2 separate regions of the Homo sapiens genome follow, and region 1 is linked to region 2. A link is an interaction called in ENCODE POLR2A ChIA-PET data of the cell type or tissue named here. Cell type or tissue: OCI-LY7. All regions are shown on one strand. Region 1 overlaps LOC107984942 (a long non-coding RNA gene). Region 2 has its middle 51 kb from the start of LITATS1.

What was found. Peaks named below come from ENCODE experiments on the same cell type or tissue, not always from the same donor. Only the 100,000 strongest peaks of a DNase experiment are listed, where the experiment ranks them.
Region 1: POLR2A ChIA-PET joins it to region 2 with 6 read pairs; 4 of 35 experiments call an interaction of 5 or more read pairs at or near these places.

The regions. Positions count from the first base shown.
Region 1 is chr1:37,355,465-37,357,964 of GRCh38, forward strand. The region is part of intron 1 of LOC107984942 (a long non-coding RNA gene); the gene reads right to left. Among named protein-coding and RNA genes, the nearest start is that of LITATS1, 120 kb to the right of the region's middle. In OCI-LY7, no CTCF peak of the experiment used is centred here; no DNase peak of the experiment used is centred here.
Region 2 is chr1:37,422,547-37,425,046 of GRCh38, forward strand. No RefSeq gene overlaps it. Among named protein-coding and RNA genes, the nearest start is that of LITATS1, 51 kb to the right of the region's middle. In OCI-LY7, no CTCF peak of the experiment used is centred here; a DNase peak (open chromatin) is centred at 1,435; H3K4me3 peaks cover 458 bases.

The sequences.
Region 1 (2,500 bases), 67 kb before region 2:
AGGAGTTTACGATCACAGCAACAAGCAGCATTCCTCTGGCTATAACTTCCATGTGCTGCTGCAGGACTTCCAGTCTCTAAGAGGACACAGAGACACAACTGAGCATGAAGAGCTGTTCACTGAGGGTTTTCTACATCCCAGGCACTTTGCCAAGTGCTTTCGCATGCATTCGCTTGTTAATCCTGAGTGCAATCTTCTATCCACTTTACAGGTGAAGAGACTGAGGCATTGAGAGGATAGGGATACACAGCTGGTCAGAGACAGAGCTCAGTGAGACTGACCCCAGACAGCCTGGGCACCCCATGGGCGACTCACATGTGCCCATAAACACACCCTCTCGGCTGCCACCTTACAGCTGACATTTGCCACCTTTCCTGATCTGAATCCATCAGTGAGAGCTGACGCCACAGCCTCTGCTGCCCATGCTCCTGTGGCCATGGCCAGTACCCACTACAAAGGGCACAGATATGGGGGCCGAGAATGCTGCTGCCCCAGGCTCTCAAGGCTGCCAGCACCCTCTACCACCACTGGGTTGGGGTTTTATGACTGGAGTGCTACTGAGATTGAATTGTTAGGATGACATCGAAGCCATTCCAGAATTCCCAAATCCTGCCTTGGCCCAGCTCCCTCCCTCCTCCTGAAAGGCCCTTAGGGAAAAGAGACATAACAAGGAAGACCCAGGGCCAGCACCTTCTTAGCTGGGCTCCAGTCCCAACCCCTAATACAAGCACACTGGGCTGGACCCACCCAGGACCCCTTTCCCTAAGCTAGGCTAAGTCACCCGCTTCCCAACCTGACCTCAGGCCTCACTACTATGAGACAAGACCTGGCTCCAGCACAAGCCCCACCCCCGCCCTGCCCTCAAGGACCAGAGAGAAAGCAGCAGTGAGATGGGGGTAAAGGAGAGTGCCCCCACTCCACCCCCGCAAGACCTACTAGTTGGGAGAGTGGAGGGAAAAGAAACACAGGCAGAGAACTTGATCTTCCACTGGAAACAGCCCTGCCCAACACTCCATCCTATCTCCTGCAAGGGCTGCAAGAGAGAGGAGGGCACACCCACCAGCCCTAGCTGTGGCCTCCAGGGGCTCCTTCACTTAGGCAACAAGCATCCTTCCTCCTTTGGAGGTGGTGAGGGGGCACAGTTTCTTGCCATCAATGCTGACCCATCTTCAGGCAGAGTATGGTGGGCAACGGGGGAGAGGGGAGAGGTCTCCTTGAGTCCCACCTGAGCTGCCTCAGTGCCCCCCAGCTGCTGCAGGTGAGGGCCTGTCACCATCAAGCCATCAGTGGGACAAAAAACTTGGGCCCTCAACCCACCAGCACTGCTCTGCATTCTCTGAAGCCCTGGAGATAAGCTGGGGACCATGGCCCCCACACTCTCAGACACAGATGACACAAGTGGGACCATTCTGAGCCTAAGAGATTTTACCAAAAATACCTCAATATGGTTTGGCTACGTCCCCACCCAAATCTTATCTTGAATTGTAATCGCCGTAATCCCCACGTGTTGAGGGAGGGATCCAGTGGAAGGTGATTAGGTCATGGAGGTGGTTTTCCCCATGCTGTTCTCATGATAGTGAGGGAGTTTTCACAAGATCTGATGGTTTTATAAGCCAGTTTCCCCTGCTCTTGCTAGCTCTCTCGTCTGCCACCATGTAAGACATGCCTCTTCCCCTTCCACCATGATTGTAAGTTTCCTGAGGCCACTCCAGCCATACGGAAATGTAAGTCAACTAAACCTCTTTTCTTTATAAATTACCCAGTCTTGGGTACGTCTTTATAGCAGTGTGAAAACAGACTAATACACATTTCCTTGTTTCTCCTTGCAGTCCTCTCCCCCATCACTTTCCAAGGACTCAGGCAGGAACTCAGGTGAGCACCCAGAATTGCCTCTCCCCTAAGAGCAAGCTGGCAGACCCCACTCTCCCCTCCCTTGGGATGCTTTCCCACCCTAGTGATGTCTCCAGATTCCCTCCAGCCAGCCCTCCGCCCCTCCATTCCCCCAGCCCTTGCCTGAACATGCCCAATCTCAGGTTAGCTCAGGGTAGAAAGAGCCCTCCCCTGCTCATCCCCATCTTCATCTCCACCTCCCTTTACTCACACAAGCTTAGAAGATAACAGCTGTCCACCAAACCTCCATCAGAGAGAGGTCCCGTCTCACTCAACTTGTCCCTGAATTGGCAGAGGTGTGACTGGCTTCCCAATGTCATAAGAAAAGGTCAGAGAAATCCACAGTAGTGTGCCTCAAGGGAAGCAGAGTTCCCAGGGGCTGGGGCTTCAGATCTGTGACCCCCTTTGGAAATAGGAGAAAGACCTAAGAACTTCTGGAAACCAACATCCATTTCTCATCTCAGATTTTATCTCCTCCTTGGTCTTCCTTTTGATCTTATTTTCAAGCCAGAGATGAGCATTTCCACATTGACTCCAGCTGATTATAACTGACTCCGAACCTTTCTAGTGATTAAAGTAGCTGTGAGGCTATGTTCTCCAGAGATCTGTA
Region 2 (2,500 bases):
GGGTAATTTATAGAGAAAAGGGGTTTAATGGGCTCATGGTTCCACGCTGCCGAGGAGGCCTCAGGAAAATTACAATTATGGTAGAAGGCAAAGGGAAAGCAGGCACATCTACATGGCAGGAGCCGGAGGAAGAAAGACAGCAAAGGGGGAGGTGCTACACACTTTTAAACAACCAGATCTCGTGAGAACTCACTATCACGAGTGCAAGGGGACCCTATAATCCAATCACCTCCCACCAGGCCCCTCCTCCAACACTGGGGATTACAATTCCACATGAGATCTGGGTGGGAACACAGAGCCAAACCATATCAGTCCTCAGCCCTTCAGCCAGGCATTTGTGCTCCAGGGATCCTTGAGAACAGGGTGCATCCGTGGATACAAGCATGGGGTCATGTAAGGAGCTCCAAAAGAATCCCCTCCTACTCACAAATGCCCCCTAACCCAGAAGCTATTGTCAGCTGTCTGACATTTCACCATTAGAGACCCATTCCTCCCTACAACACTCCCCGAAGGATCAAGTGGATTCCCATGACTTCCCATATTACTTATGAAACATTTCCTGAGCACACGCTTTGTGCCAGGTAGGGTGCCCAGTACTCTGCACATGGTGCCTCAGGATCAACTCTATGCTGACACTGCCAAAGCCCACCTCTACAGCTCGGACTTCTCTCCAAGCTTCAGACCCACATTCCCATCTGTCTACTAGAAACCCTGCCCTCAACCTCCCACAGGCATCGCAAACTCCTCAGACCCCAAAGTGAACTTACCAGCCTCCTCCACAAACCCAAATTCCCTCCTCCTGCTTCCCCATCTCCGGGCCTGGCTTCCTGATCTCCAGCCCACACCACCAAAAGCCTCAGCATTCCCCAGAGAAAGGAGGGTCCCTCTCCTCACCACCTGCAACCCACCAGTTATTGAGCCCATACATTCAGGTGTCTTCTCCATCACCCTGCCCAGGGCCAGTTCTAGGATGGGATGAGTGAAGCAAAATTCAGGAGGCTCCTGCAAGGGCTGGCCCTGAGAGGGAGCAGGGCCACTTAAATGTGGTGTCCCCAGAGCCTCACTTGCCTACCCTGGTCCTGGCCTGGCCCACGCTCTAGATCAGGCCAGCTCAGCTCATCTCCTCTCACTGGACTAAGGCAGCAACCACCTACCTTGCCTCCCTGCCTGTCCTCTCACCCTCCAACCAACCTCTTCTCTGCAACCAGATAATATTCACAAGTCTCAGCTTTGACCATATCACATCCTCAAGAACCTTAGAGGCCTCACCATCACCTGCTGAATTACGTACCGAGCCTGGCATTCACACAGGACTCACCAGCCTCCACGCTGACAAAATCAACTTCCGTTTAAAACTACCCCGCCCAGACGGCCAGCTCAGAGATGGCATCTGATTGGACCATGAATGAGCACCTGAAACAAGGGCAGCCCATCTATAGGCTATCTCATAGCCTATCACATGGCCTGACACAAAAGGCTCCGCAAAGAGAAAATAGTCATCAGCTGAGCCAATTGAATGTCTTCTCTCAGGTGGTTGAATGGAAGGAAAAAGAGAAGAGTTGGTGAAGTGTTAGCAGGACAGGAAAGGCAGCCACAAGGAATTGACCACAAGTTGTGTTAATAGAGTTAATAAATTCCCTCCCGATGCTGAGGTCCTGGCGCCATCTTAAATCCAGTCTGCCTCAGTTTCCTGCGGGCCCCAGCCCTGACAGTTTCTCTTGTAGGATTTCCACGAGTGCCCTTATTATGCCACTAGTGTCTCGAGTGAGCTAGCTTGAGAGGACCTCTGATCCATAAAACCAAAACATGCAAGGCTCTTTGCAATACATCCCTGCTTAGAATCTTAGCTGCAAGTAACAGACACCACCTCAAGCTGACATCACTGGGGCTCTTACAACAAAGATACAAGGAACTTCGTGGAAGAGGACTGGAGCTGGAATGCAGAAGGCCAGCAGGAATGTCAGTCCTTTCTCTCTCCCACTCCACAGTCCACTTGGTTGCTGGGTAGAACCTGCCCAATCCCAGCCTCCCAGTGAGAGATGCAATCACTCACAGACAAACCCTGCTCTCTCCCAGTCCCAGCCCTATATTTCCAGAAAAGAGAGTCTAATTGACACTATTTGGGTCAGATATCTAATCAGCCATGAATCATGAGACCAGCTCATCAGGGAGACACATGGCTCCCGAGCCTCTGAATTATTCTTCTAGGTTAATCATTGCCTTATCCCTGTTCAGCCCTCCCATGGCTGTGTCCTCAGTGAGGTTCTGAGGTGGGAACTAGAAGTAGGAGGCCCTGCCTTTCCTGAACTTGATCTAGCTCACTCAGGCCTGGCACTGTGTGAAGAAGGTTGGATCCCACCAAGACCCAGGGCAGGAGACAGCTGTCTGGAGAGGGATGGAAACCCCAGCTCCTGCCAGACAGCCCAAGCTTGAATGTGACACTCACACACCCACAAGAAAAGAGGCATCCAACATTTCTGTGCAGTTCCAAAAAGCTGGA